Linked DNA regions of Homo sapiens: regions 2, 3 and 4 are each linked to region 1. Evidence: read pairs that join two places in POLR2A ChIA-PET (ENCODE). Cell type or tissue: HepG2. All regions are shown on one strand. Links, peaks and the distances in the headings refer to the core of each region. The heading gives the core; the rest is flanking DNA. Region 1 overlaps CCNYL1 (cyclin Y like 1). Region 2 overlaps PLEKHM3 (pleckstrin homology domain containing M3). Region 3 overlaps PLEKHM3 (pleckstrin homology domain containing M3). Region 4 overlaps PLEKHM3 (pleckstrin homology domain containing M3).

Region 1 (5,385 bases), core at 104-5,103:
AGGCTACCCAGTTGTATTAACATACTAATGTTCACATAAGGTACAGTTACTTGTGGTCCCTTCTGCATCCCAGCACTCTGGAACTGGGATGAAGGTTGAAGGTTACGGCCTCCGATGCACTTGTGCTGCTGACTCGGGCCTCATTCTTCAGAGTTCCATTAGTGCAGCTGTACAATTCATACTTCACGCTCACTCACAAGGCCCCACTATAGTGATCAGATGAAAGGAATGATGTATGCTGTTTATTAGCTCTGAAGAACTTGCAGACATTTTCACCAGGCTGATAACAGGAAGGGGCTTATTGAAGTAGAGAAGCACCAACAAAAGGAGTAGGCATATCACCACGGCAACAAATGGATCCATCAAGAGCCACTGCTATTATCTCTGAGGGGGAAAAACTCTTGAGGCAACAAGGATTCATCTCAAATAAATAAATAAGCAAGCTACATTACAGGGGAAGGGAATCCCCTCCCCCTGTCCCGGCGCATGAGGCTATGTCAAAGGGCATAATGCAAGTTTCTGCTCACTTTAATATTATGAAGGTGAGAAATTGTCACTATGACAGGGTGAGGATACTCTTTAAACTTTGGAAGGCAGAAAGATCAAAGGTGGATGTCTTGGCTAGACTAAACCCATTTTATGATATGACTTATGGTAGGTCACTGGACTTAAAAACTCAGTGTTTCTTCTGAGTTGGGAATGAAACCCTGAGGTGCTCAGTATCTACCGTCCTGGTCAGAACAGAATGTAGGAGTGAGCTGAATGCAATGGGAGAGGAAAGGGCTGGGAGTAGTAGTCGGCTACATGACCACACAGCTGCCCTTGCCAAATGCTTAAGCAAATAAACATAAAACTAGAGAAAATCTTAACCACTTTCACAGTAATCCCTATAAGGAGTTAACTGTATAAAAATGATAAATACCTAAACAACATATTTGGTTTCTTGGTTTCAAAGTTTTAATATTTTATCCACTGGGTAAGTCAACAAATGCTTGATGATCTCCTGTATGGAGAGCAGTTAATATGAGCAGAGATGTGGTTTTCTCATTTGCTGAGCTTAAAAACCCAACTGAACCTACTTCCAAAATTAATTTCCTGTTCATATGTCCATAAGCCTATAGAAATGTAAATCAGATAATGTTTTGATAATCAGCTAACCAGGACTTAATTTACTACAGCAATAAATGCACTTCACAATCCCTTTTATATTTTTTCCACTAATACATTTTAACTGTGTAGAAATATAGTACTTCATAGGATTAACACACATATTAATAGAGGTTTAATCACTGAAGAAAAGCATTATGCTTACAGAATATGCATCTTCTAGGTTTTTTGTTTTTTTTTAAATGGCTAGGTGGCTGAATAGCATACCCTTTACAGGCACAGCAAACCGTCTGAATAGCAGCTGCTCAGTTTAACTTATTCTTTTAAAGGGAAATATATTCTAACAGGACATGTAGCTGTTGAAAATTTTTAAGAAAAACCTGATAGACACCAATTTAAAATTGTTTCAATTTAGACTCAAAATGAGACCACTACAAATAGTCAACAGCAGGGGGATGAGACAAATGTATATTAAACAGTTTGTTGAAATGCTTTCCAAAGATCATAAACAAAAGCAGCCTGTTTGTAGCATAGCTCCTGGTGCTTCCCTGGGCATACACAAACAGCACTATTTAGAACTGGTCTTCTTGGAGCTGGCCCCTGCCACCACTGCTCCTGAAGCTTACATCTGTAGAAACCTGCACATTTCCCTGCAGGTTCTCTGATACTGTATCTTGAACTAGAGCACCAGTCAGTTCAGTTGCAGGTTTTGAGAACATTTTAGCTGCCATCATGGTAGGGCTAAGTGTTCATAATAATAAATTTTGCTTCCTTCAAGAAACCAGTTTGCAGACGGATGACAGCAGTGATCAAAGTCACTTTAGTTTCTGCAATTTCCAAAAGTACTTCCATTTGTTTCAAATTCATTTGCTGTCACACCCTTTGCTAAAACGGCTACCAGCAATATCACTAGGGCTGTTCGGTAAACAGTAAAGTGGTCAACTTCACCAGAAGCCACTTCAACAGCTACCACAATTACTGGTTCCTTTTTAGTCACAAGTATCCTCACTTCAGTTGTGAATATATGGTATGGTAATTCTGAATGACAGTCATATGGAGTAATGGGCAAAGGCAATAAAAACAAACTCTTGCCACTGCCTGTCATGACCTTGATCTTCCTCTGCTGCTCAACATCATCAAGAGGTGCTCCTTCATATTTTTCTAAATGCCACCCACAAAGCCATTCTCACTGTCTGGTGGGCACCCTGAGAGCCTTTGCTGGAAATGCCTCCCTGGCTCAGCCTGCCTACCAAGCTCCAAGGCCCTTCCCTTCACGGCCGACACGAGGCCAGCCTGGAAGGAACCCTGATGAAGCTGCTGTTTCAGGGTCATATTGGTGCCATCTGTGAGGAACTCCATGACTCAGCAAGGATCCTTGCACTCTCATAGGTAACTCAAGGCCCCCAAAGTGGTGCTGTGGTTGTCCGAGTGCCCAGGGAGCCTCTCGAGTGTGGTGAGCGTTGGATGATGCCCCAGCAGTGCTTCTCAGACCGCCTGAGGGGAACGCTGGAGCTTCCTAACTCAGGAGACCAATTTCTAAATACAAAAAACACTCCTAATGGGGAGGGGTCAGGGGCACAGGGATCTTCATATCTCAAGGCTTCTGTAAAAACAGACCTTCAGATAAAATGTGGAAAGACTAGCAAAAGCAAATATACAATGTGTGACTCAGGTTGAAGCTACGTAACTTCTCAATAGTCCAGAGGCCCTAAGACCTAATAGTGGCCAAACAATTATTTCAAAGGCCAGACATATGCCCTTTAAGGGCTGTTTATACCCTACTGGTCACATGAAAAGATATAAATGAATGAATGAATGAATGAATGAAAAAGAGAAAGGAGCTTGAACTGGCAGATAACTTTTTAAAAGCCATAAAGAGGCCAGGCGTAGTGGTTCATGCCTGTAATCCCAGCTCTTTGGGAGACGGAGGCGGGCGAATCACAAGGTCAGGAGTTCAAGACCAGCCTGACCAACACAGTGAAACCTCGTCTCTACTAAAAATACAAAAATTAGCCAGGCATGGTGGCGCATGCCTGTAATCCCACTGTAATCCCAGCTACTCAGGAAGCTGAGGCAGGAGAATCGCTTGAACCTGGGAGGTGGAGCTTGCAGTGAGCCGAGACTGCATCACTGCACTCCAGCCTAGGCAACCGAGCAAGACTCCGTCTCAAAACAAAAAATAAAATAAAATAAAGATATTTACTGTGCTATGTTGTTCTGGTAGTATACTTGTAAGATTTTTGCCAAAAACCACCCAAAAAATATTTTTCAATTTATCAAGCAGATTATTACACATCAAAACCTACCAAGTAATGATGGAAAATATGAAGTTAGTTTTTTTTTTTTTGAGACAGTCTTGCTCTATTGTGAACTGTTATACTAAAGATAGACAGATATAGTCTTATGCCTATTTCCATTATCTGCATAATGTAACCTTTAAAAATATTCCTTAAATTGTTAACTTTATAGGAATAAGATACTGGAAAATGGTTAGAAAGTTCACCAAAACCTTACAAACTCACATGTCCTCAACTGTAATGTCCTTGAGGATCTGGCAGTAGTCCACATTCCATACAGCCTGATCGTCCCAAACCTTGGAGGCAAGAAGAATGGCTCCCAGAACAATCCTTTTCCAGTTGGTGGGACAAATGTCGATTTCAGCATAAGTTAAAAGCCTTTCTAAGTAAACCTGTAAAATAGAGCACTGGTCTTTGATTTTAGTTCAGTTTAAATGCTTTGATAAGCTTTTTTTTTTTTTTTGAGACGGAGTTTCACTCTTGTTGCCCAGGCTGTAGTGCAATGGTGCGATCTCGGCTCACAGAACCTCCGCCTCCCAGGTTCAAGTGATTCTCCTGCCTCGGCCTCCCGACTAGGTGGGATTACAGGCATGCGCCACCATGCCCAGCTAATTTTTGTATTTTCAGTAGAGACGGGGTTTCTCCATTTTGGTCAGGTTGGTCTCGAACTCCTGATCTCAGGTGATCCACCAGATCCTCCCAAAATGTTGGGATTACAGGCGTAAGCCACCGCGCCCGGCCCCGAAATGCTTTGATAAGAATTCATGACTGACAAATTTCTTTTGTTTTTGACCAGAAAATAAGTGCCTTTTATTCTTATGTTCTACAGAGACTTTGCTTACTCAGCCAAAGCAAGACACTAAATCACAGTTGTAGGTCAGATATCTCTGCTGCCTATTCTGCCCATATACATTTCCCACCCAGTCACAGGAATGACTGGACATCTCAGCAAACAGCATCATCAAGAGAGGCACTCTTATCACCTCCACACCCATAATAGAGTTGTTCAATAAATAATGAGTGCCTACCAGGTACAATGTATCATACTTGCATGGTAGATAGTAATTTTACAGGTAGCTATATTATGCTCAAATATGTAAAACCCAAGTAATACTGAGCACATTTTTACCTTCTCCTTTTCACAGTAACTAACCCTTTTGTGGCACTAGCTTGAAGAACTGCTGGTCAAGAGAGCCACCCAGTGGCTGCTGTGCAGAGCAGCATGACAGGTCTTTAGGCTGTAAAATATTCCCCGTATTCAGTGCCTCCACAAGGAACACAGATGGACAAAAGGATGTCTCTGGACCCCTGGTATTCCTCTAAACCTGCCAAGCAGTTTATGAGACAATTTCATGAATTATTTTACATCTACCAAACATCCTTCAAAGAACTGAGCAAAGTGAACAGCTGAGTAAAGATTTCAGAGGTAAGCTGTAATTTGCTGTTACCTCAAAGGGTTCTCTGTGGAAGAGTATGTCTATATGCTGTTTGAACTCTGTATCAAGACAAAAAGAAATCTTTTTAGGCTGGAGTGCAGTGATGCAATCTTGGCTCATTGCAACCTCTGCCCCCTGGGTTCAAGCGATTCTCCTGCCTCAGCCTCCCAAGTAGCTGAGCACCCGCCAGCACGCCTGGCTAATTTTTGTATTTTTAGTAGAGACGGGGTTTCACCATGTTGGCCAGGCTGGTCTCAAACTCCTGGCCTCAAGTGATCTGCCCACCTCAGCCTCCCAAAGTGCTGGGATTACAGGCGTGAGCCACTGTGCCAAGCCTGAAAAAAGTTCATTTTAACAGAGCTTATTTACTGTCTGAAGGTTATCAGATAGGCAGATCAGATCTGGCAGTGTTCTCCAAACTGGACTGTGTTTTCAAAAATGGATATTGAACATGACATGTTCTTAAGAGAGATTCTGTTCCCTTTCCCCCAAATTCTGCACTCTCAGTATCCTAACAGGGTTCAAATCTCAATGGGAATAATTAG
Region 2 (5,385 bases), core at 279-5,278, 150 kb before region 1:
TCCTATTTTAAAAGAGTAATCATAATACTGACGAAGTGAGGGCCTGTTTTCAAAGAACATTTACTTAAAGATATAGAGTAAGGTTAGCATCGGTCTTGCCAGTGGTAGAAACCTATGCCACCAACAGCCATCATGAAAGGGCCCCAGGAGTCTTTCTGGTTCTTCATTTCTATTCAGTTTGATTCAACAAGTGTGTATTGATTGAATGCTTTCTGTGTGCCAATCATTGAGCTAGCCACAGAGGAGGCAAAGGTGATTAAGCCACAATTCCTTCCCTCACTGAGCTCACAGTCTGATGAGAGAGGCAGATAGGCATTGTTGAAGTCAGCGGAGTTGAACCTAGGGTACTTGGGGAATACATCTGACCAAGTGTGTGGCAGATTGTATTTTGCAAAAATAGCTGCAACAGTATCTTCCATCCCACATGTCTTTCTTACACTGTGACTTTGATGCTCCTCCTATTCAGTAGTGAGATCTGTGTTCCTTCTCCCCGAATTTGGGCAGGTCTGTGACTATGGAAGTGATGCCATGTGATTTCCAAAGCCAAGTCATAAAAGGTGATATAGCTCCAACCTGGTGCTGTCTGGAGATGCTCACTCATGGCAACCCAGTGGCCATGTTGTAAGGAAGTCCAGATTAGCCCTCATAGAACAACCACATGAACAGGCCTCATATGGTAGTTGTTCTAGCTGGCAGCGATCATCAGCCACCAGAGAGATGAGTGAAGACAGCCCCACATGATTCCAGCTGCTAGCCTTCAAGTCTTCTCACCTAGGCTAGAGATGAGGCTGCAGATATTATGGAGCAGAAACAAACCATCTCCACAGTGTCCTTCCTGGAGTCCTGACCGACCGACAAAATGTGTGAGCCCATAATAAAATGGTTGTTTTGCACCACTAGGTTTTTGTTCGTTGGTTTTTTTTCACCACTAAGTTTTGGGGTAATTTGTTTTGCAGTAATAGTAACCAGAACACCCAGTAACTTGGCCATCAGGGAAGGCTTCCTAGAGGCTATGACTGTAAGTTAAAATTTTGGCCCATAATCATGAGCCAGAGAGAGAGGACTAGGAAGAGAACTTTGAGGCCATGGTAACCTTAAACCACTCTAATGATCTGATCTACAGTGTTTCTTCCATGGGGGCAAGCTAAAGAAAATTTTCACTACCAACTGTGACATTTCTTAACACTGTCTGCATGCTTCAGGATTATTCTGATAAATTGTCTCAACAAAACATTCGTAGAATGAGTAAAACGGTATCGCTTCACTTCCCTCAGAAATGAAAGATTCTGGGATGTGCCTTGAGGTGCAAGAACGAGGAATTGAGTTTTAAATCTTTCCATCCCACCTGTGCACCTGAAATGTGAGCCCAACTCTGTCACCAAGCCCCTCGCTGGGTGTTTTCTCCCTATTCATTTATTCATTCAGCAAATATTTATTAAGCATGTACTATGTATCAGGAGCCATGTTACCCCTGAAATTGAAAGGGCACATTTTCTCAGAAACGGACTAGATTCTTACTGATTATGGTCAAACTCTTGCACTCTGTCTGTGTGCCAGGAACTTGTAGTCAAAGCTGCTCATGATTCTGTTCCACTTGGTGATGTCCAGTAGAATTTCATCCCTTGATGCCTTGGACTAGCCATCCCACCACACCCACAGTTGGTCTTCAAGGGACTAGAAGGATAACCAGAAGGCACTATCTATTCAGATGTTTGAGGGCTGAGGAGGTTTCCAGCACTTCACCCAATTCAGAAATGTAACCAGGATGCATGGCAACCTCAGAAGACAGCATTGCCACATGTGTCTTAGCGGACATCATTGTCTCCATGTGATAGTGGCCTGCGATTCCCTCCATATTTGGAACTTGCAGCTTTTCAACAATATTACACCCATCTTTGTGAGGAAACATTAGAAGGCTGATGGAGGCAGCTTTTCATATTGTTGTTTGGCTTTTATTTGAACTTCCGGCTAAAGCCTAGTGAACCATCAACACATTTGCTCCTGGAATTTTATTTTATTTTATTTTATTTATTTATTTTTTTGAGACAGGTTCTTACTCTGCTGGCCAGGCTGGAGTGCAGGGGCATGATCATGGCTGGCTGCAGCTTTGACCTCCTGAGCCCGAGCAATCCTCCCATCTCAGCCTCCCAGGTAGCTGAAACCATAGGCACGCGCCACCACGCTACGGCTGATTTTTAAAATGTTTTATAGAGGTAGGAGTCTCCCTATGTTGCTCAGGCTGGCCTTGAATTCCTGGACTCAAGCAATCCTCCCACCTCAGCCCCCTGTGTAGCTGGGACTACAGGCTTGCACCACCATGCCCAGCTAATTTTTGTGGGGTTTTTTGGTAGAGATGTGTTTTCGCCATGTCGCCCGGGCTGATCTCGAACTCCTGGGGTCAAGTGATTTGCCCGCCTCAGCCTTCCAAAGTGCTGGGATTACAGGCGTGAGCCAGCACGCCTGGTCCATTTCACGTTTTAAAGGAGGGAATTCTGGCTCTAGAATAGAGCTATGTTGATTGGTATTCCTGCAGAGACCAGGCAAATGGCATCTGTCCCTGAAGCAGGCCCAAGGGGAGACAGGTTGTGCAGATGAACCAGAGAGAGCTTCCATATCTGAAAGGGGCAGCTGTTACTCAGTAGCCCCAGAGTTGTCTGCTCTTCCCGTTTTCCAAGAGAAGCCGGAAATCTGTATTTTTATGTGAAATTTCTCAATATTTAAACACTCTGCAGGCCAAACAAAACACAGCCACCAGTTTTGACCTCTGCTTTATAATAGAGAATGCCTGCTTTTGTTCCGTCAAACTAATGAATGCTGAATTACGAGAAGGAATTTGGAGGTTAGTGTTAGATTGTGCTCCTCAAAAGGCGGCAGACCCCATCCCAAACCCTTGAGATACTAATTGGCAGACTTGCACAGGCTGACAGCTGGACTCTGAAAGTGGACACACACAAGGAAACAGCCAAGCTATTCCAGGTCACTTTGCAAGGTCAGGGCAGCAATGCAAACATTAGGAAGGCTGAAGACAAAGGTCAGGTGGCAGCAAGGAAGCCCTACATTCCCTTAAGCTGTTGGTTGATAAATCATATTCTAAAGGTATCACCAGACTCCCTCACCCTGACATTGCTTTGTGAGGTAGAAAATTAAATAGAAATCAAAATTAAGATGGCTGTCAGGAGCTTTTAGGAGGCCAGCACGCCAGTGTGAGGTGAACATGGGATGGAGTTTCTGCCTGGAGCAAAGGTCTCCTAAGGGATGATGATATCCAACATTGGGCATTGCAGAGGTGCTGGCCGCTGCAGCGGTCACACACTGCAGCTTTGGAGGCTGCCTGTCTATGTTCAAATGCCGACTCACCCCAGAAATATTAGGTGACCTTGGGCAAGTCACTTCTCTTTGTGCCTTAAGCACTTCATCTCTGAAGTGAGAATAATAGTACCTGCCCCCGAAGGTTGTTGTGAGGCCTTAGAGTTAGTATGCATAAAGCACTTAGAACTTTGCCTGACACTTAAGGGCTTAGGAGATAGGCACTTTACTAGGGGTAGAGTATTGCTATTAGTGTTGCTGTGAGGTGTGGACCTTGTATAAACGGCTCCTGGGAGTTTTCTTCAGCGTCATCAAGACACTGCATCTGTGGACACTAAACCACAACCATTGCCACAAAAGCAATGCTTGCTATGTCTCAGTTTTCCCCCTCATGTTCCGTAGGGGAATCTAGGCCATAGAAACCTGCTATAGCTGCAGCTATATAGTCACCATATGGAGCAGCACCTTGGTAGGGAATGCAGAATAGCTTCATTTCCTTTTGCCTCCAGGATGATCCTAGACCAGACCTCCCCAGTGGCTCCATAGGGGAATTGCACCTGGAGAGCCCCCACCCTCTTGAGCCAAGGAACTCTCCCTAGGCCTGCGCTTGAGTGAGTGGTACTACCTACCCTCTGAATCTTGCCACTTGTTTCTTGCAAGAATGCATGACCTTTTGGTGGGCTATGCACAGACGTCTTTTCAATTTTAACAAAAAGCAGTCTTTCTGTAAATTTTGTAGAATCCTGGAGTACACATTTTTGTGCTTAAAGAAAACCATGGAGTCCACACTCTTTCTACAGCTGCGGAGAGAAGCTTACCAGACTGAAATGTTGGCAGAAACAAAGAGACGCCATGTTCCTTCCCACCTGCAATTATAGTTTTACTAGCTTGTAAAGCACACATAGAATTTGCAGTACATTCTTCCCTTGCAGTAGGGGAGAGGCCCTGCTGTGAATGTAATTGGCTTTCTAGCTTCCTTTAACATTGAGGTGGAAGGGAACTGGACCGAAGGGCCTTTACTCTTAGAATTAACTGATGTTGAATTGTGTTTAAATTCCATGCATCTCCCTGAATGCATTTGTTCCATTAAGTCTTAGTCAGAAGTGGAGGCACAGCTTACCTCTGAAAATATTCCAATCCCTATCATTTCTCATCACTTTGTAAAAGCTGAGTTTCTTTCTTTTTAAAAAATGGATTTTTAACTTAACCCGGGTAGGGATTATTTTCCATCCTGTTAACCTCTGTTAAAGATGTATGGCATCTTTAGATGACAATTTCATACAGTACAGCCCATTTAGGTCACTTTTTATTCTGGCTATGGCCTTGCAACTATATCAGTTCCCAGGAAGAGGACCACAGGCATGTATTTGGATGGAAACTGTATTACTTTACTTCTCGAATCCCAGTTTCTTCATTCGTGAAGTGAGAGGATTGGATTAAACAATCTTTACAGCCCCTTCCAGCTCTAGGGCCCTCATTCTGTGATTTTATAGAGCTCGAGAAGTGATGAAATTGTGGAAGTCTTTCTGCGTGTATCTGCTTTCTGGGGGCTCCCAGCCAGTTTGCACGAAGTATCCAGGCTTCTGGGTGCAGCAAGGAACCTGGAATGAGAGCCAGGTCGCTGAGTGTAGGCTCAGCACCTTCAGTTCTAACTGACAAATGGCTGGATTTCCATTTGCCAAAGGTCAACTATTTCAACTTTTTGTCAGGAAATAACAGCTTTAAGCATTTTGACAAATATGATCTGAAGGACAGCTTATTAAAACAAGTTAAATATACTGATTTTATATTTTCCTTAAAGACAAATTGTTGTCTTAATACCTTACAATTCAGTGGCAGTTAAAATAATGCCCAGTAAACAAAAGTTGGCCAGTAAGAACATGCAGAAGGTAATATGCCACCTAGCGGGTTTCCTCCTAAAACGGGCAGCACCAGTCAGGTTATCTGGTGAACTGTGAGTTGGCATTTGTGTTTGGGCTAACAACAGAGAGCCCATTGCAGCTGAGGTTTCCAAGAGGTGGAACTATTTAAGAACTTGGGCTATAAGGGACATTAAGGGAATGGGGCACCATAAGGGAA
Region 3 (5,385 bases), core at 151-5,150, 120 kb before region 1:
ACTTTATTTTGTAGATGAGGAAACTGAGGCATGGAGAAGTTAAGTGATTAACAGAAAAGGTCATAGAGCTTACTGGGGACATAGCTGGGAATAGAAACCAAGATTTCCAACTCCCATTTCAGATCTCAATCAGCTTCATTGAGCAATGAAACTTTCTTCCCTCTTTATAAGCCTGTGTTCTCTATTTTTTAAACTTAAAAAAAAATTGCCACAGAACCATCAAGCCCAATTTCTTCTTTTTTTAAATATCACTATCATTGTTATTATTATTATTATTGCTTTCATCCTTCCCTACTTCTTCCCTTCTTTGCTCTCAGCCTTTCATGTCTCTCCTAACTCTTATGGTTCATTCCCCTACATGATCAGGTAATGCTACTTTTGTTTTTCCTCTGTTTCTGAAAAGCCATATTTCTTTAGTTTCTCCCACATACGTACATACAGGGAGTTGCTTTGTTTTGCTTTCTGTTTTTCCTCAGCTGTAGTTGCTTCTCCTTTTAATAAAGTTACTTCTCTAGTTTTGGCAAATAGCCTAAGGTGTTTGTTTGTTTGTTTGTTTGTTTGAGACGGAGTCTCACTCTGTTGCCCAAGCTGGAGTACACTGGCGCGATCTTGGCTCACTGCAACCTCCGCCTCCCGGGTTCAAGTGATTCTCCTGAGTAGCTGGGATTACAAGCATGCAGCACCACCCTCGGCTAATTTTTTTGTAATTTTAGTAGAGACGGGGTTTCGCCATGTTGGCCAGGCTGGTCTCAAACTCCTGACCTCAGGTGATCCATCCCCCTCAGCCTCCCAAAGTGCTGGGATTACAGGCATGAGCCACTGCGCCCGGCCGCCTCGGGTTTAAGTTGATGATAAATCCATTTCTGTCACAGAATTTTGTGTAACTTTAATTTATGAGTTTCCCCTAGTTGAGCCAATAAGATGCTGTTAAAGATCATCTTCATATTCAGAAAATTGCATGAGATGTGACCATTAAAAGAATTTTTATACAAGAACTTCATATAAGGACTAGAGGTATTATTTTTCAATAAGCCAAAGGCAGATCCAGTTCAGATCAAAACTGTGGATCTAAACCTGGGCTAATTTAGTCTGCACAATCCTGCTTCTGTGCAGGAACTCAGTTTTAGAAATCTTACATTTCTACAAGGTGGGTCAGTAGGCATCCAGTGACCTCAGAATTCCTGAGCTGAACCAAATCCTGGGGCTACACTCTGACCTCAGATGCCCTCAGAAAGGCCCCTTCCTTGGAGTAGCAAGGGGTGCTTAAGAAAGTGAGTCAGAAGTTGTCACTAATTAGCTGGGTGATCTTAGGTAGAGCTCATCACCTCTCTGGGCTCAGTTTTCTCATATATTAAGTAACGAAGGTGAGTTAAAAAGTCTGCTTAGAACTTTTCCTCATTTACTGCTCAATGAGTCAGTAATGTCAGAACTCGGGCTAAAAGGAATAGTAGAGACCTAAATCAGATTTATTTCAAACATGTAACTAACTCAACAGAGAAGCACAATTCTGCTGACCATCTATGAGAATTTTCTGGAATTGTCTCAATTTAAAATACTGTAGTTTATTTTCCTCATAAATAAAACACATGTACCTATATCAGATCATATAACCTGTTTTGAGCTCAGAATATTTGGACCACATTCTTGTACTTACTCTTTGCAAATGCTTCATTAAGTTCCATGGAGTTGTGGTTTAACTAAACCACAACCCTTGAGGCACTTAGTGCAGAAAAGCTGTCTGAAGTAGACCCCATCCCATATATTTTTCTGGATAAGAAATGTGCCTTCTCGGTTTCATCTTTGCCATTCTAGCCACTGAGAAAAATGAAATTGAAATTTTTTAAATCTTTTATTCCCTAAGACCTAGTTTCCAGCAGAGAGCAAAATGTAATTTGATAGGAGTGATGGTGGCCACTCATAAATCTACCCAATTGCATTAAACCAGATTAAACTATCACATAGTTTCCCAGCTCTAAGCAGAAATTATCACCTTTGGGAGAGGATCAGATAAGAGCTAATTGGTGGCATCACAATCCACCCTCAGTAAAGTGCTTGATTAGCCAAAATTTAAGTCTTGTTAGAGTAGTCCCATAATGGATTGGGGAGGGTGAGGAGCAGCTAATTAGAAAAGAGACACTTCTATGTTTATGTACAAACATCCCAGCATTGAGCCATGATAAGGAGCTCAAAGGTTAATTATGGGAAAATGGAGTTTTGAACAACTTTTTGAAATAGGAATATCCCATATACTTTGGTGATATTTATTTATTTTGAGATGGGGTCTCGCCCTGTCACCCAGGCTAGAGCACAGTGGCCCAATCATAGCTCGTAGTTCACTGCAGCCTCAAATTCCTGGGCTCAAGGGATCCTCCCACCTCAGCCTCCTAAGTAGCTTGGACTACAGGTGCATACCACTGCAATCGGCTAATTTTTTAATTTTTTACAGAGATAGGGATCTCACTTCATTGCCAGGCTGGTCTGGAACTCCTAGGCTCAAGTGATCCTCCCACCTTGGCCTCCGAAAGTGCTGGGATTACAGGCATCAGCCCCCACATCCAGCTTACTTTTCATTTTCTATTTTTAAGGATTGATGAGTAAGAGAAGTAAAATTTAAAATTGAGGATTCAGAATAGTCTCGTGAGGTGTGTTAGGATTTTCAAGCTTGAGCAGAATCCACAGGCTGTTTTTTCCTAACTTCCCATGAACTCACCTGGCCAAGGCCACTAGACTTCACTCTACCCACCTATTAAATGAACTGAGAAATGACCCTAGAAACAAAATGCAACCTTTCATGGTTGTCTGGCCAGGCAAATGCAACTGAACTATATGGGAAATTATTTCACAATGTGTGACAATGTTGATTCTTCCATTTCGTCAAGCCAGCCTGTTCCTAGTGAGTGGCAGGTGACCGTTCACTGTGAATTGGGTCTTTTGGTTAGACTTTCAGAGACGGAGTTGTTTGTCAAGTGCAGCAGCCCTCTTCACCAAAGCATTCCCGACAGTCGCTCCAAATCTAGATGTTACACAATGGCTAAGGAAGCTTGTTTTGAAATGGAAGGTAAATTGACAAATCAGAGGGAAGGAATTAGCCAATGCATAAGGAAATTTGATGAGAAAGAGCTTTTTCCTCTCTTTTTTCTTGCCCAGGTTACTAGTTCTCTGTCTTCTCCGCCCCCCATAAATTTTGAATTTTGTGGTGGTGCTGAGGGAGTGAAGGTAACCAACATAAAAGAATCATTTGTGCCCTTTTCCCAATCCCACAGATCTCTATTGGCTGCAGACCTTGAACATGACACTGCAATTTCCTGGTGCCACACATGAGTAATAAGCAGCTGTTTCTGAAACTGTGGTTTGGGGAAGGCAGCACTAGGTTATTTTTTAACTTAATTGTAATTTTTGATTGGTCTGCAAGAAAGTAAATCAAATAAAGTCTGTTGTCTTAGTCTGCAAGAAAGCCATAGGCCTCAAATTCCAATGCTGACCATCTTGACCAGAATAGAAGAGGGAGGCAAAATGTGTGTATCCCTGAGCTGGAAGTTCAACCAGGCAGATTTCATGGGCTTCTTTCACACAAGAAGGGTAAGCATATTTGACATATTTGTCAGGGACTGGATGGTGGAAAGTGATATTTGGCAGTTCCTTGAGTTCTAGAAGTACCTAAAATGATGGTGAAAAGAATTTATAGACAGACTGCAAAGGTGGAAAAATAGCAAAATCTGGAAGCCGATACAAGCTTGATGCTACATTTTGTCTTTGTGTTACAGGGCAATAAAGTGACCTAATTTTGTTACAAATGAAAATGTGTATTCTTTGAATACCCAGTTAGTATAACACCTCTGAAATAGTCATATATACACACTCCCCAAGTAAATAAATCAGACTAGTACCTTCCTTAGTACAAGACATTAAGTTTAATGGAAAACAGAAACAAACTTTCACCCTATTTTGGACATCTGCCTTTTCTCAAGGAGATAGGGCAATTTGGTATATGGAGAAAGGGAAAGGAGGTTGAGTGCAGGGAAGCAAGGAAATGGGGGAAGAGCTACACGTTTCCTTCTAATTACACTGTCATGATTTTGTTCACGTAGACATGCCCTTTGAGGGAATAAATAGAGATAACTAAACCTCATCTCAGGTCTGTTTCACTATCACTAGTCATATTACCAAATGACCGCCTGGTTTAACTAAAAACTACCAGCCTTCTAATGCTAAAGATGAAGTGTCCTTTTGACTTTTTGAGGGGTTGTTATAAAGTTATATTAGCCTATGACTAATTTAAGTACAAGTAGGAAAGGAGTAAGACACAATTTCCAGGTGTTGCTAAGATGTTATCTTACGTAAGTGATTCAGATTAAGTTTGAGGCATGTTAAATGTCTTCCCCCTAGCATTTTGGCCTTGGCAAAATTACGTATGCTTGTACAAGCCCTGTTTTCTTATTTACAGCAATACCAGAAGAAATGGATGTGACTGCTTTACATTAATTTCTACTGATCCCATCCAAACAGATAATATCAGAAGAAATGGATGTGACTGCTTTACATTAATTTCTACTGATCCCATCCAAACAGATGAACAACTTGATGTCTTCCTTTAAAAAAAAAATGACATGTGGCCTTCATAGCTTTTTTCCTTCCCCTTGATGTAAATCTCAAGTGTTTAAAAGGAGGAATGAGTCTAAATCATAGAAAATCTCTATTTAGATTGGGATAAGCTAATTAGCTATTATTTATTGATCCCTTGCTGTAAGTCAGAAACTATATTCGATGCTTTCAATGTATTAAATCTGATCCTTCTCTCAACCCTGCAAAGTGGATACTGTCCTAATTTTTCAGTTAAGGAAACTGAGACTCAAAGAGGTTAAGTAGCTTGCCAAAGTCTCACAGCTGGAAAGTAGATGAGCTAGAATTTGTCCTCAGATCAGCCTTGCTTTTTCCACTCTACCCCACTACTTCCCAATACCCAGAGACAACTGAGTTATGATGGGGTATGGAAAGCTCCCGAAGGCCAGCCCCTCTGGGAGACTCCCTAATGAGTCCACCACTATCCATTGGAAAATACCCCAGTTTCTGAGAAGCAAAAACTCTACCATGTTTAGATTTAAAAAAAAAAAATAATAATAAGCTTTGACCAGTTAAGGAAGTCATTTTGAAGTTTATTTTGTCCTAGTTGGTCCTGGCTTGATCTCAGTGATAGTAGATTCCCCTGCATCAACTCTAGCCAGAGCACACTGTTTCTAGGACTTTTCCCCACGCTGAGCCCTGTTGAGGACTGTGGTCACTCTAGCAAGTCACAGCAGTTTAGGGTTGACATAGCAGAGTTCAAATGTCTGACTTTTCTCACTGTTGTGTACTTGTTGGCCAGGATGCCTCATTTGACTTTGTCTC
Region 4 (5,385 bases), core at 244-5,243, 100 kb before region 1:
AACAATTATCCTGCCTCAGCCTCCCTAGTAGCTGGGATTACAGGTGCGTGCCACGACGCCCAGCTAATTTTTGTATTTTTAGTAGAGATGGGGTTTCATCGTGTTGGTCAGGCTGGTCTCAATCTTGTGACCTCGTGGTCCACCCGCCTTGGCCTCCCAAAGTGCTGGGATTACAGGCGTGAGCCACTGTGCCTGGCCAGGAAGGGCTCTAACTTTTAAGAATTACAAATCAGAAGATTAGGCTGACACTGCTCTATGATTTAAGGGAAAACAATGAATATAAAAGCAAAAAAGTCACATAAATCCACAAAATGACCCAGGACTTAGATTTTTTTTTAATCCTTAAATTGCCTCCTATGCAGCTTTCTTTCTGACATTTTTACACATCCCTAATCTTCTCTCGTTATTAAGATCCCTTTCCTAATGCTGCTAAGGAGACAATCCTGCTTTCTACATTTCTGCAGAGATGCTATTTCTGAACCTTGAAATGCTTCGAGATTACAAGTACATAAACACTTCATCTTAAAAACCCTCAGCATGCATTTTTAACATGGGACTTAGAAAATAAACCAACTGTGATAAATCAGTTCCATCATTTCTGTCCTGTCCATTTGGCTTTCGTGAGTTTTTCATGTGACATGTAAGTCATCCTCCTAGGTTTTTCACTATGAAGAACATTGTACTTAAAGACTTTGTGACCTTTATGCCACTTGGCACTGTATTTAAATGTGAGTATTCTATGAGAAGATTCTACTGAAAACTGGTGTTGGTATCCTCCATCTGGTAGGCATTTGCTATGGTTTGAATATGGTGTGTCCCCAGAAAATCTTGCTGAAGCTTGGTCCCCAGCGTAGAGGTGTAGGGAGGTGGTGCCTTTAAGAGGTGATGAGGTCGTTAAAATGGATTAATCTCCTTCTGACAGGAATGGATGAGTTCTGGAGGGATTGGGTTAGTTTGGTGATAGGGGGTTGCTAGAAAGCGAGTTGCCTCCTGTGTTTGGTCCTTTTCCACATGCTTGCTTCCCCTTCCACTTCCCTGCCATTTGTGACGCAGCTCGAGGCATCACCAAAAGCTGAGCAGATGCCAGTGCCATGTTTCCTAGACCTCCCAGCCTCCAGAATCAGGAGCCAAATAAACTTTTAAAAAAATGTTTCCCTGTCTCAGGTATTCTGTTTTACCAACACGAAATGGACTAAGCGTTACATAAATACTTACTGTTTGGTTTAAGCTTGCCTAAGTATATATGCATTCATAAGAACACTGACAACATTTTTTAAATAAACTAATTAGTTAAGGGAATATAAAACACCTCCAAAGATAGAGGAGCATAACACAAGTCTGAGGTAACACTAAAGCTTTCTATATAAGGTTGAAGCAATTGACATACCATTTAAGGTGTTTCACTGATGACAGCATAAGCCTGCCCTGGTCAGCAACATTCACTAACACCAGGGAAGGCATCAGAGGAGGTGTTCTTCCTTTGTTAGTAGGGCATCGGCAGCTCTGTGGTTACTCTTCTAAAAAGGGTTGTTTTTTAAAGCACTGGAATTCAGAGGTGTAGGCTGGACATTGCTTGCCAGTTTTTCTTTGTGCACAAGTAGTTGACCACTCCATCCCCTCTTCTAAGAAATAATGGTGGCACACAGGGCATTGAACTTATTAACACCAAAATCTTACCTGCTTACCACTTGAGTTAGCATACTCTGCTACTACATCTAGTCTGTACACTTTTTTTTTTTGAGACAGTCTCGCTCTGTGGCCCAGGCTGGAGTGCAGTGGCAGGATCTCGGCTCACTGCAACCTCCACCTCCCGGGTTCAAGCGATTCTCCAGCTTTAGCCCCCTGAGTAGCTGGGATTACAAGTGTGCACCACCATGCCCGGCTAGTTTTTGTATTTTTAGTACAGATGGGGTTTCGCCATGTTGGCCAGGCTGGTCTCGAACTCCTGGCCTCCAGTGATCCGCCCGCCTCGGCCTCCAAAAGTGCCAAGATTACAGGCATGAGCCACCACGCCCAGCCAGTCTGCACACATTTAAAGAATATTTTCTACATCAGTCTTGAGAACAAACATCAGCCTCATGGAAAAGTGCATAGCAGATGAGCTTCTAACAGGGTTTATCCGCTTTTTCATTTTTAAAATCTATTTTGTCAGGTAATCTTACCAAAAAAGGCAGCCTCCCATGAAACTTAGTCCAAGCCCCATTGCTTTCATCCATCTGGCCGGACTTCAGAAATGTCCAGCTTGTCCTGAAGAACATGGAGACTCCTCCCAACACGCTCAACGTTTTGAATTGGTCTTTGTCATTTTGCGTTTCACTGCAATCCATACCACCCTGCTCCTGAGGACCTAAACTTGTTGGGGCATGGACTTTGTTCTTTGCCTTGGCACTTTCTTCCCTTCTTTAAGCCTCATGTACACATGAAGCTTCAAATGCCTAATTGTACTCAAACCATATAAAGGCTTGTTTAAAAAGAAGGAACCTGCTTTATTATAAAATGTGGAACTACTTCTTCCCATAGATGGTGCTGAGATGCCTAATTGTTCTCAGCACAGCTTGAACAATCAGTCCATCAAGAGCTGTGTTTTCTGTTGCCCTGTTGCCCTTAGATTTGCCCCTGGGCACAGTGCATGGAGAAGGCTCCATGGAGGCTGAATGTGGAGATGATTTTGCCTAAAGTTGTCACTTACTTACCTGCCAAAAAAACCATCAAGCCCCAGATGTGTCAGTAACCTTACAAAGACTCTTTCATTTTTCTGAGGAACCAGCTGTAGTTTGTCACTTTTTGAAAGAGACTTTCATGTTAAGTGTTTAGGCAAAATTTTTTGGTGGGGAAGGGGTGGGGATGGAGGCAGGTGGAACAAAACTCCAGAGGAGAAGGGGAGAGAAGCACTGCCCAGAAGCTGGGCTTTCCCCGTGGCTTCCTATTTGCTCGGCCTTTGTTTTTGTGAGTCCTTGCACAAACAGACTAAATACCTGGATTATGCCCTCATCTGGACTCAAATACACATACATTACATACCCTTTTCTCCCTAATCAGCCTGACACATTCCTTTGTTGGTAAATGGTTCCAAAACAAACACTGTCAGGGCACCTAATTAGCAGGTTTGTGGGCTGCGCTTGGCAGTCTTGTTACATCCTGTTCAACAATAGAGAACAACAGCCTTGGCTAGGCCGGTCTTCAGGGAGGGAGTAGCTTCCCCCAATGTATATGCCATTTTTTAATGATATTTCCTTTCTGTGGCTTTTCTTGGGAAGCAGCCACTCAGTGAGTATTGCAGTGAGGTGTGGGATCCTAGAAGCAGCTAAAGGAAACTTCTGCTCCTCTGTAGAGTACCTTTTCAGAGGAGCTGTTTGTTTCTAATCGTTCTTTTCTTTCTCTGGTGTTGAAGAGGAACATTTTGAGGAACTTTCTCAGTGGTTCTCTAATACCAATGGTGGAGGACCAGACTCTCGCTTGTGTTTTAGAATTATAAACTAATAGAGATAGAAGGGACTGTGGGGACCCTTTAGACATTTTGGGGGTGGGAAACTTGAAGCCCAGACAGCTCACATGTCGTGTGCATGGCAGAGGCAGGGTGATGACTCCCCAGATGGAATTTGACCCTTCTTCAGCTCTGACTGCCCACTCTTAAATGTGTTTATTGTGTCAATGACAGTTTTCTTTAATGAAAACTCTTCAGCACAATGCTAGTTTTTCTGGATTTTAAACTTTAGTCAAAGAGTAACTTGGTAAATAACATTTCACCTTGGCCTGGTGGCTTCTGTATTCACATGTCAAAATGTTTCAGAATGTCTGCTAACATAACTGAGACTTCTGTGAAAACCTCAGGGCTGACCTGACCCTTTATGCCATTAAGCCACTTGATAAATATGGTGCATTTATAAACACAGTCCTAGCTGCTGAAGCCACCATTGTGTTTTGAGGCCATTTGGTCACTTGAATAGATGGCTGTCACCTAGACACATTTCTTACCAAGCTTCTAGTTAGGTATCTGGTTAATATTGTATTGATCATCTTAGCTTTAAGCATTTCAGACAGCTTAATTTTTTGCTGTTTAAAGAGGAATTGTTCATCGTTTAACTCATTTTAACTTTCTAACTATAAAACTAATTGATATTTATTATAGAAAATTTGAAAAGTACAGAAAATTAAAGAAAATATTCTCCATTATTTCTCCATTTTTCTACACATATGTATTTTTAAATAGTTAGAATCATATTGAATATATAATTTTATATCCAGCATTTTTTATCACATTGTATCAGAACCAGAAAAATAGTCACATTTAATCTATAAACTTATATTAATGGGTACTTTTAAAGAAAAAAAAAATTTTTTTTTTTTTGAGACAGGATCTGGCTCTGTCATCCAGGCTGGAGTGCAGTGGCACCATCTTGGCTTTCTGCAACCTCTGCCTCCCAGGCTCAAACGATCCTCTCACCTCAGCCTGCCGAGTAGCTGGGACTACAGGTGCTCTCCACCACGCCCAGATAATTTTTGTATTTTTTTTTGTAGAGATGGGGTTTCACCATGTTGCCCAGGCTGGAGGAAAAAAATTTTAATTGGCTCTAAAATCATTAAGATCCATCGAATAAACACAGGCAGGCCAGTCCATAAAAAGATCACTGGGCCAGGCGCAGTGGTTCACGCCTGTAATCCCAGCACTTTGGGAGGCCAAGCCTGGTGGATCATGAGGTCAGGAGTTCAAGACCAGCCTGGCCAATATGGTGAAACCCCATCTCTACTAAAAATACAAAAATTAGCCGGGTGTGGTGGCGGGCGCCTGTAATCCCAGCTACTTGAGAGGCTGAGGCAGAGAACTGCTTAAACCCAGGAGGCGGAAGTTGCAGTGAGCTGAGATTGCACCACTGCACTCCAGCCTGGGCGACAGAGCAAGACCCCATCTCAAAAACAAAAAACAAAAAGATCACTGGACTAGGAACAAAGAAGTCTCGATGTCGTTCCTAGCTACTAATTTGTGTGACCTTTGACAAGCCACCACTCTGCTGGACCTTCATACCAGGCATATGGCACTGTTTTAAGCTTTTATTGACAAAAGGAGTAAGATCTTTGCTTCTGCTCCATTGCTCAGCATTTTGTATTTGTGTTTGATAGTTTGTCATGATGTTTTCCGTAAAGTTGGCTGATTTTTATTCTGTTTACCCAAAGGGATTTAGATACAAATCCAAATTGCAGTTCAGTCCACCGTTTTGAAATAATGTAAGCTCCATGAGGGAATAGACTTTTTATATTTTGCTCACTGCTCCATCTAAGACAACACTTAGTAACTGCTCCATAAATAATTCATGAATGAATAGAGAGTTTGCTTTATTCTGTAATTTCAACTATAATCTGTAGTTATTAACATATTTTCTTTTAAAT

What was found. Peaks named below come from ENCODE experiments on the same cell type or tissue, not always from the same donor. Only the 100,000 strongest peaks of a DNase experiment are listed, where the experiment ranks them.
Region 2: POLR2A ChIA-PET joins it to region 1 with 15 read pairs; 2 of 35 experiments call an interaction of 5 or more read pairs at or near these places.
Region 3: POLR2A ChIA-PET joins it to region 1 with 14 read pairs; 7 of 35 experiments call an interaction of 5 or more read pairs at or near these places.
Region 4: POLR2A ChIA-PET joins it to region 1 with 25 read pairs; 6 of 35 experiments call an interaction of 5 or more read pairs at or near these places.

Annotation. Positions count from the first base shown.
Region 1 is chr2:207,745,458-207,750,842 of GRCh38, reverse strand. CCNYL1 (cyclin Y like 1) reads right to left here. Exons shown (of 10, transcript NM_001330218.2): 8 at 3,630-3,796. Among named protein-coding and RNA genes, the nearest start is that of MIR4775, 6.7 kb to the left of the region's middle. In HepG2, for the core only: a CTCF peak has its summit at 4,599 (motif pointing left); DNase peaks (open chromatin) are centred at 304, 2,772, 3,692 and 4,592.
Region 2 is chr2:207,895,553-207,900,937 of GRCh38, reverse strand. The region is part of intron 6 of PLEKHM3 (pleckstrin homology domain containing M3); the gene reads left to right. Among named protein-coding and RNA genes, the nearest start is that of PLEKHM3, 130 kb to the left of the region's middle. In HepG2, for the core only: a CTCF peak has its summit at 3,836; DNase peaks (open chromatin) are centred at 2,817, 3,267 and 3,827; H3K4me3 peaks cover 460 bases.
Region 3 is chr2:207,868,002-207,873,386 of GRCh38, reverse strand. The region is part of intron 6 of PLEKHM3 (pleckstrin homology domain containing M3); the gene reads left to right. Among named protein-coding and RNA genes, the nearest start is that of FZD5, 100 kb to the right of the region's middle. In HepG2, for the core only: no CTCF peak of the experiment used is centred there; a DNase peak (open chromatin) is centred at 2,896; H3K4me3 peaks cover 854 bases.
Region 4 is chr2:207,845,686-207,851,070 of GRCh38, reverse strand. The region is part of intron 7 of PLEKHM3 (pleckstrin homology domain containing M3); the gene reads left to right. Among named protein-coding and RNA genes, the nearest start is that of FZD5, 78 kb to the right of the region's middle. RefSeq lists an enhancer at 1,399-1,898. In HepG2, for the core only: a CTCF peak has its summit at 2,939; DNase peaks (open chromatin) are centred at 2,340, 3,050, 3,740, 5,020 and 1 weaker place; H3K4me3 peaks cover 1,546 bases.